Linked DNA regions of Homo sapiens: all the other regions are linked to region 3. Evidence: chromatin contacts called from ENCODE Hi-C or POLR2A ChIA-PET data. All regions are on one chromosome and are shown on one strand. The core of a region is the stretch at or near the end of the contact, and the rest is flanking DNA. Distances in the headings are between cores, read along the strand shown. Region 1 has its middle 24 kb from the start of SMAD7. Region 2 overlaps CTIF (cap binding complex dependent translation initiation factor). Region 3 overlaps LOC124904355 (a long non-coding RNA gene).

Evidence for each region. A loop is a pair of places that touch in the nucleus more often than their neighbours do. ChIA-PET counts read pairs that join two places held with the same protein, here RNA polymerase II (POLR2A). Pooled maps may share reads with other maps.
Region 1: a pooled map shows a loop between it and region 3 (2.3-fold over the local background). The contact joins two enhancer-like sites. A Hi-C loop is called at or near these places in 1 of 168 maps with a recorded cell type or tissue (transverse colon) and 4 of 50 pooled maps. POLR2A ChIA-PET finds 5 or more read pairs at or near these places in 5 of 52 experiments (AG04449, H1, WTC11 and 2 more).
Region 2: a map of K562 shows a loop between it and region 3 (3-fold over the local background). The contact joins two enhancer-like sites. A Hi-C loop is called at or near these places in 5 of 168 maps with a recorded cell type or tissue (HepG2, K562, endothelial cell of umbilical vein and 1 more), 8 of 37 single-sample maps with no recorded cell type and 13 of 50 pooled maps. POLR2A ChIA-PET finds 5 or more read pairs at or near these places in 3 of 52 experiments (AG04449, HepG2 and activated CD8-positive, alpha-beta memory T cell).

The regions. Positions count from the first base shown.
Region 1 is chr18:48,973,957-48,976,913 of GRCh38, reverse strand. No RefSeq gene overlaps it. Among named protein-coding and RNA genes, the nearest start is that of SMAD7, 24 kb to the right of the region's middle. RefSeq lists silencers at 510-629, 660-959, 1,060-1,179. Within about 2 kb of position 1,278, at least 24 of the 41 ENCODE cell types and tissues checked have a DNase peak (open chromatin) inside an H3K27ac peak, as active enhancers do; they include transverse colon, where a contact is called at or near this core.
Region 2 is chr18:48,789,356-48,792,125 of GRCh38, reverse strand. The region is part of intron 9 of CTIF (cap binding complex dependent translation initiation factor); the gene reads right to left. Among named protein-coding and RNA genes, the nearest start is that of CTIF-AS1, 51 kb to the left of the region's middle. Within about 2 kb of position 1,450, at least 23 of the 41 ENCODE cell types and tissues checked have a DNase peak (open chromatin) inside an H3K27ac peak, as active enhancers do; they include endothelial cell of umbilical vein and heart left ventricle, where a contact is called at or near this core.
Region 3 is chr18:48,900,781-48,903,480 of GRCh38, reverse strand. The region is part of intron 2 of LOC124904355 (a long non-coding RNA gene); the gene reads left to right. Among named protein-coding and RNA genes, the nearest start is that of SMAD7, 49 kb to the left of the region's middle. Within about 2 kb of position 1,365, at least 28 of the 41 ENCODE cell types and tissues checked have a DNase peak (open chromatin) inside an H3K27ac peak, as active enhancers do; they include endothelial cell of umbilical vein, heart left ventricle and transverse colon, where a contact is called at or near this core.

The DNA.
Region 1 (2,957 bases), core at 29-2,528, 74 kb before region 3:
TGCACGGCCAATTTCTTTCCCCCCCCCCCTTTTTTTTTTGTATTTTTAATAGAGACAGGGTTTCACCATGTTTGCCAGGCTGGTCTTGAACTCCTAACCTCAGGTGATCCCCCAGCCTGGGCCTCCCAAAGTGCTGCGATTACAGGCGTGAGCCACCTAACCGGCCCATTTCATTGTTTTTCAAGCAGTCCCACCAGCGTGGAGAGGAAGGGGTAAAATTTAAATACGATGAAGAGGAAAGGACGGCTTAAGATAAAGAGCTTGGGCTGACGAGGGAATAGTCCCAGGGTTCAATTATCCAGCAGAGCGCGGCCTCCCCACGCCCGCCCACCGGGGATAATTAAAAGCCGGACGCCTCGGTCCCTTCCCCAGGGAGGCGGCGGCGCTCCGCGTGTGAAACGGCGCTCAGAAATGAACGGCGACACAGTGGCTTCATTGTTCGGCGGCGGGGGAAACTGAGGCCGGAGGGCGGCCGCCGGGTGACTGGAGGCTGGGTCACCACGTGAGTCAGAGGCGCAGACGGGCAAGATTGCTGTCATTAAGGTTTACAGGTCTGCAGCCGCCGCCGCGGCTGTGCGGCCCGAGCCGCGCCCGGCCCGGGTCTCGCTCGGCCACCCCGCCTCGGCGCCTCGAGCGCAACTGCGGGTGGCTCGGCCACCGCGGGGGGCTGGAGAGGTGACCCCGACGGTCTCCGCCCGCCCTGCGCTCCTCTGCCGCCGCCGCCGCCGCCCCGCTCCCGCGGGCCCGCCCTCTGACAGCGCCCGCTGAGGGCCAAGCCTGGCGGCTGGAACCTGAGCCCCGGGGTGGCTGCCACCCCCGCCCGGCCTCTACCTGCGCCACCCGCGCGGCGCCCCGGGAGGCGGCGCGAGCTCTGGGAGCGCGGCGCCGGGAAGACGGCATACGGCCCGGCCCTCGCCGCCGCCCGGCGCCTCCGCTGCGCGCGCGCCCGCCGCCCCGCCCCCCACTCCTGGGCGCGCGCACCTCGCTTCTCCCGAGGCCGCGGGGTCCCGGTTGCGCGCCCGGCCCGCCCGCCCCTTCCCCCTGCCTCCCCGGCCTCGCGTCGCCACCCGGCTGAGTCACGGGCCGCGCACACTGCACGTCTGACTGCACGGGCCCCTCGGGCCTGCACCTCCGCGGCCCGGAAGGGACGGAAGCCCCGCGTCCCCACCCCCACCCCGGGAGGGTCCCTGCGGCAGTTACGGGGGAGCAGCGATAGCTGCCCTGGAGGTCGCATTCCCACCCGGCCCCCGAGTTCTCCGGGAGAACTCCCCCGCAGCCTCGGCGGCATCGCCTCCTCCAATCTCCCCAGGAATCGTGTTTCCCCCAACCCTGCCTCCGTGCGCGCCGGGGTGGCGGCGGGATCCCGGTGCCGCCACCCCTCGGCCCCTCCGCCGCCGTGCGGGACCGCGATGGGGGAGGGGACAGGCCCGGTTTCGGTGAGGGGGCTGGGGTCGGCCACGCCCTCTTCCCTGGCCCCAGGGTGGGGGCCGCGAGGATGGCGGGGTCACCGGGCTGAACTCGCGCCTGTCTGACCTGCGGGGGTGTAGGCGGTGTGGACTGTGGACTGGAAGACGTCCTTAAATTTTTAAAAATAGTCTTGCCGTATGGAGAAGAACACTGGAACCTTTAAGTCCGCATCCCCTCGCCCGATTCGGCTCGTCTTAGTCCAGAGTGTAACTCCAAACATACTTATTAAGAAACTGTTGCTTTATTTTGACTCGTTTACATAAAATTTCCACTTTGGGGGGGATGGCGGTGGGCTTGTGGATTCCCTAAAATAACTTTTAATGGAGCGAAGCCTTCCATTATGGGAAGCGCCTAGACGCGGAGAGGCGTCTGGGGGCCTGGGTTGCCGTCACAGCCCTGCCACCAGCTGGCTGAGCGACCGGGGCACGTCGCTGCCCCCTCTGCCCGTGTTAGGAGAGTGGCCGCGGCGGGGCGACTGCACGAGCTGCCCCTAGGATTGAAAGACAGAGGCTGTCTCTCCTTAACTTGCTTTGATCCTGCAGAGAAGCAAAATGGAGTGAGATTAAAAATAAAGAAGATGCAAGCAGTTTGCTTTTCTGAATGGTGTGCCTTCCGCCCCGCTCCAGTTGTATTTATCATGCAGACAAGGTCAAGGTAACCTTCACGGTCTGGCCAGTTCCATTAAGTACAGAGTGCCCTTTCACTAGGAGGAGACCTCCATTGAGAACTTTACTTCCCACATCACTCGGGAACCTTCAGGGCTTTGAAGGCTCCTACTCCAAAGGGTCAGGAGGGGAGAGGCCCGGAGGGAATGCGAAGAGAGACTTTTCACAAAGGGAGAGAAGAATGAAGGTGAACAGGTGATGTCGACTTGATGTGTGACATTTAGGGATTCATAAACGGTTTATGGTCCTGTCCCAGGAGGCCCTGCCCTCCCCACCCCCATGGCTCCGAGGGGCTGAGTAATGTGGACACCCCGAGGTAGCGAGGTAGCGCAGCTAGGAGACTTTACTGCCTGGTCCTGCGCTCTGCTAACCTGCCTGCTTCCTTCCTCCCTCCCCTCTGCTCTGCCAGGGTGGGTAGGGGGGTGAGTGGAACAGAGCCCACAGGGATGCTGTTTCACAAAGCTAGTGTCAGGGTCCCCTCCCACCGCCCCCCAGCAGCACACACGTGCATTAGCATGTCTGTGATGGGTGAGAGGCAGCTGCAGGGAATCGCAAGGTTAATTTAAAATGATGGAGTGGTGGGAAGAATGAAAGGCCACGATTAGAGCTCAACTTTGAAAGAAGGCAGGGGAACAATTACTTTAAAAGGTTTTAATTGGTCCTGTTCTGAAGAACTCACTCCTCCTTTGCTAAAACCCTAGGCCAGCTCAGACCTGCATTTCTGGATTGCCCAAGTGCCTCCCTGTTTTTCCCCTTTGAACAGTAATTCTCAGAGTGAATGCCTCCACTGCCCTCTCTCCGTAGCCTTCTCGGTTTTGGTATATG
Region 2 (2,770 bases), core at 201-2,700, 110 kb after region 3:
CCCCAACATGCCCTGCTTCCTTCTCCACAGCCTTTTGGAAATTTACTTATTTGCAGATCTGTTGCTTTGATGCTTATCATCCCCTCCTCGCTAGAATGTAAGCTCCATGAGGGCAGGTTGCTGAGTCTGTCTGTTTGCTGCTGAATCCCACCATAGCCCAGGGCCTGGCACGTGGTAGGCCTTGAATTCATGGAGTGTTGAATGAACAAAGTTGCCTAAAGTTTGGTTAGAGAGACAGGAACAGACCCAAGAGATGACACTAAGAACACCAGGTGGCAAAAGCTGAGTGCCCAGTGAGGGCACAGATAGACTCCAGCAGCCTGGGTGATCAGGGAAGGCTACAGAGAGAGAGAGATTAATCTGGGAGAAGGGATGACTATGAACAGGTTCTGCTGACTCAGGGAAGACACTCACTAGAGAGGCATGGAGGAAGGTGATAAAAGCTACGGTTGAGACGGGGCAGGCTGCTTGGGGCAAGGAGATGCTGTGATTGAGGTGCTGGCCCTCAGGGTCTCTGGGCAAGCCACAGGCACATTCCTGTGTCCACAAACTGGTAGCTCCCACTAAGGGGAGCCCCCAGGGCCAGGCTGAGGCTGGGTGGGAGGGAGGGGCTTCCACTCAGCTTGGGGGCTGGGGGTAGAGGCTGCCCAACCCTGGGCCACTCTCTTCTTTCCTCTGAGTTTCTGGTAGCCCTGCCTGTGTCCCTGCCTGTCTATCCAGAGCCTGCCTTTCTCTTAAAGAAGGAAGGAAATGAAAAAAGAAAATGAAGTGAAACCATGAAAATGACTTAAAAGAGCTTGGGGCTCAGGGCTTGGGAGCCTTAGGTCTTCCATTCTGCTCTGCCTCTATCTTGCTATAGGGCCTTGGGCAAATCACATTTCCTCTTGGGCCTCAGTTTCCTCACCTGTCCAGTGTGGCTCTCATGGTCTGACCAGCCAGCATGCAGGAGGCCTGGGAGCTATCTGTGGACATGTGTCCCTCCTTTGGCCTGGTGTCAACCCCTCTCTGGGCCTGAGCCACAGTGTAGGGCTTGTACAGGGCCTCCCCTTCCTGCCCCAGGTCTGCTCATGACCTCAAAGACAGAGACATGACATTCCTAGGAGGTCTGTTCTGGGTGCCAGGACTCTCCTGAGAAGATGGAGTGAGAAGGTGGACAGGTTTGGGGGCTGAGGGAGAGCAGGGATTGGGGGAAGCTGGCTAGAGGAGGGTCCATGGCCCAGCAGAAGGAGAAGGGCTATCCGGGAACCCCAGCAGGTGAGCCAGCTGACAGAGGCCCCAGGAGGACGTGTTCCCCAGCACGAGGTGGCCTATGACGTGCCTCTCTGATTTCCAGGGTGGCGACTGCAGGCGCCCGTGGCTCCAGCCGGGCGGGGTCTGAAGTGGGAACTTCAGAGCTAGACTTGGCCGCGTTCCTCTGAAATCCCTGGCCTGTGAGAATGAAGGCTGCCGGTCACGTCCTCCCTTCGTCTGCTCCTCCATGAGAGACCTGGCCTCAAGCCTCTGGCCGTTGAGGCCGCCCGTCCAGCTCCCAGTGCTTTCTTAGTCTTTCAGGAAATGTCTCCAGGCCTGGTGGGGTACGTGTGTCCGGGGGATGGGGAGGGGGCTGCTGAGCTGGGCCCAGGCCAAAGGGCTCCATGGGGCGTCCTGTTGGATTTGGCAGCCTGCCCCTTGGTGACTCATGCCTGCTGGCTGTCCCTTAGCCCCATGCCCCCTCGAACTCGGCACTCCAGAAACAGCCTTCTCCCATGGCCCAAGAAGCACCGCTGTAACTCCTTGCCATGGACCTTTGCTCACACTCCCTGCCTGTTGGACACTTCCTCTGTATTTAACCTTCAGCCAAGTGACCCTGGATGAGCTATTTCCCCAGTCTGGGTCTTAGAAAAGGAGGTGGCTGTACTCACAGAGCCTGAGATCCTTATTCCAGAATTTCCCTTTTTGGAAAGGTGGTTCAGCTTCTAGGCTTTCCTTCTCCAAAGGACATACGGTACTGGGGGCGGAACCTCTGTCCTCATTCTACTTCCATCCCTTCCCCAACACCTAGTAGGCAGCCTTAGGCTAACATGGGTTAGCTCCTTTCATCTTCACAATGGCCCCATGGCAATGAAGCTGTGATCATCCCATTTTATAGATGAGACACCTAGGACATAGAGAGGGGAAAAGTACCCTGCCCAAGGTCATGAGGTAGCAGGTGGCAAAGCCAGCATTCAAAGCCAGGGGCCAGGCTCTAGCATCTATACTCTTCACCAGTACCCTACATTCCTAGGAAGCAGCATGGGGTCTCTTATTAGTCTTCCCCACTAGTCTTAAGGTTCCTGAGAGCAAAAAAACAAAGCCCTTAATTTATACTTCTAATTTTGTTCTTTTTTCAAGATTCCTTTGGATATTGTAGGTTTGAGTTTCCATATATATTTTAGAATCAGCTTGCCAATTTCTGCCCAAAAGGCTTAATGGCATCTTGATTTGAGACTGTTGACTCTAGAGACCAATTTAGGAAGAAGTGACATCATACCAATACTGAGTATTCTAGTCCATGAATATGGTATGTCACTGATCTACACTTGACTGTATCTCCCTAGAGTTTCAGACAGGGCTAGACCTATAATATTAGTGCACACCTGATGAATCAAACTGAAATTAAAATTCCTTTCACTATTATCCCAAGCAAAGTCCAATTGAACCATAGCCAACATTATGAGCACTTATTGAGGGCCAGGGTTGTATTATGCCCTTTACTACATTATCTCATTTAATCCCCAGCAATCCAACCCAA
Region 3 (2,700 bases), core at 116-2,615:
GGATTGGCCAATCAGATGCCCTCATCCTGGTCCTGGGATCAGGGTCTGGGAATAGAGAAGCAGGGATGTAGGAGAATCATTCCGGAGGTGGACAGTGGTCACATCCTGTTTCTAGGGGGCAGCAGGGACGGCTAGGCCAACAGCAGCGTCCAGCGTTTGGTGTCTAGTGCTGATGTCAGTGGAAAGAGAGGAGCCTTCTGGGGCTCTGTGGCAGGGCCAGTGCGGGTCTCAGGAGGCCAGCACTGTGGTGTGGTTTGGCAGCCACCCCTGCTGTGGAGAAGTTCTCTGGCATGTTGTTGATTCTGTGACCTACCCAGGATCCCCTCATGACTTTTCTTTTGTGCTTAACTCAGCCAGAATAATGTTCTGTATTTTGCAACTAGGAAGACTGACCATGGATAGAGGCCTGGAGAGGCATAGGGACATGGTTGGCTGCAAAATCTCCCAGAGGGCTGGGAATCTCTGTGCCTCCAAAAGGTGTTGATGACCATGGTGTCTTCTCCACCCAGGTGGTCACTTAGGTCCTAAGCAGAAAGATACCACTCACCAAGGGCAGAGTCGCAAAGTTACAGAAGCCCCGGAAATGCTCCAGGAGGATGCAACTGAAAAATAGAACCATCCTAGGCAGTGGCCCTTCATCATGACAGCCACGCAAGCTGAAGGAGAAGGCCACTGTTCAGAGCAGCAGGGCCTAGAGTCCCATGGGCAGGAGGCATGGGCTCTTACCTTGCTGCAATTAACTCGCTGGGCAGCGTGGGCAAGTCCATCCTTTTCTCTGGGCTGCAGCGTCCTCATCAGGAGCCCTGGAATGTGGGCAGATAAATAGGGAGGCCTTGTCCGGCGCCACAGCTTCCAGGACCAGCACTGAGAGCTTCTGAGCTGCCCATGCCCCATGCCCTGAACTCGCGTGCTCTCCCTGACAGCAAGTCCTTGCCTTTCAGAGACTGGGTGCTCAGAAAGTGTGGGTTAATGGACCAGGGACTGGCTGGCTCTGTTAGGTGTGTGGGGTAGATGGCTGGGGTCCTGACAAGCTCCTTCTCCTTGGGTCCTGGGCCATGCCTAATGATCTTTTTCTGGGAGCTCAAGATCTGCCTTTCCTCGGTCTCTACAGAGGAAGAAGGGGAGAAAAGGGGATGGAGAAAGGGGAAGGAGGGCGGCTGGCCTGGCAGTGGCCCCAACGCAGCCTCGGCAGGCACTTTCTGGGAAGCCGCCCCCGGAACCTAGCCCCATGAAGGCCTAGAAGGCCCCGTCTCGTCTCCAGCCCGTTTCCCTTGAACCGGAGCCAGGCGGTCCTCACGCATTACTCACTGGCGGGGCGGCCCTGGCCCGGGGCCAAGGCAAACAGGCCTCCAGCCTGCCTGGGGGCTGGTCGGGCCGGGCTGAGGAGGGGAGGGAGGCACCCGCACAGCCTCCTGCCTGCCTGCGTCCTCCTGCCAGCTCAGCCCAGCCCCAGCCTGGTTGAGGGTCGGGCTTGGTCCCAGCCTCCCCCAGGGTTGGCCTGGCAGTTCCTCTGAAGCTGGCATGGCTGAGATCTTCCTCCTGCCTGTGCCCCTAGCAAGGGCTTCACCCGGGTCCTCCTTCTCCATCAAGGGAGAGATTGTGACTCCTGCCTTGTAGCCAATGCAGTGGCTTCACCCCCTGCCTGTCACTAACCAGCCCCTAGGACAGCAGAGGAGGAGGAAGCCCGGCCCTTCCCAGGCTCCAGGTCTGCATCTCAGGAGCATCTATTCAGGATGACCGATGTGATGATATGGGTTGTCCATCAATATTGTGAATTAGGAGTGCAGAAGAGAAGCAGACCACATGAGCTAGGAAGGCTTCCTGGAGGAGTGGGGCCTGGCAAGGCCTTGAAGGATGATTTAGACAGCCTTGGTGGAGGAAGACAGGAGGGTCTGTACAGTGGGTGTGTTTCTCAGGATGTGATGGGTCTGAAGATGGGGACCTGGGTAGAGGCTGAGGTAGGAAGGGGAAGATAGCTAGGTGAGGAGGATGACACCAGGTACTGTGCCTGGGCAAGCCCAATCAGCCTTTTCCCAGAAGCTCCCTTTCCACTTATGCACCTACCCATTCAACCCACCCATCTGTTCATCTGTCCATCCACATACACATCCACCTATCCATCCATCTACCCATCCCCACATCATCCATCCATCCATCCATCCATCCATCCATCCATCCATCTATCCACTCATCCATCCATCCATTCATCCATCCATCCACTCATCCAATTATCTACCTATCCACACAGCCATCTGCCCATCCATTCATCCATTTACCTATCCATACACTCATCTACCCTTCCATCCTAGCTACAAATATCTGTTGAGCATCCACTTATGAGCCAAGCCCTGTACTAGAATATTCTCACCGACCTTTGTGCATGCAGGCCTGGCTCACAGTAGGCTCAATAAATATTTGTTTAAATATATGGAGAAGTGATGATCAGAGGTGACCTGTCACTATCGTCAGTGAACTTATCATCTTGCAGAACAAAACATGTAAAATTATCAATTGTGATAAGTGCTATGAAGGGAAAGACCAGGGTGCTAAGAGAAGCAAGGAGGAGGTAAAAACTAAGGGCTCTTAGGCTGCTGTGTGATCCTGGACAAGTAACTTGACCTTGTTCTTCCTCACTTTCTGCATCTATATAATGGGAATAATGATAGTACCTTATAGGGACGTCCATTAAGTTTTTTGCAA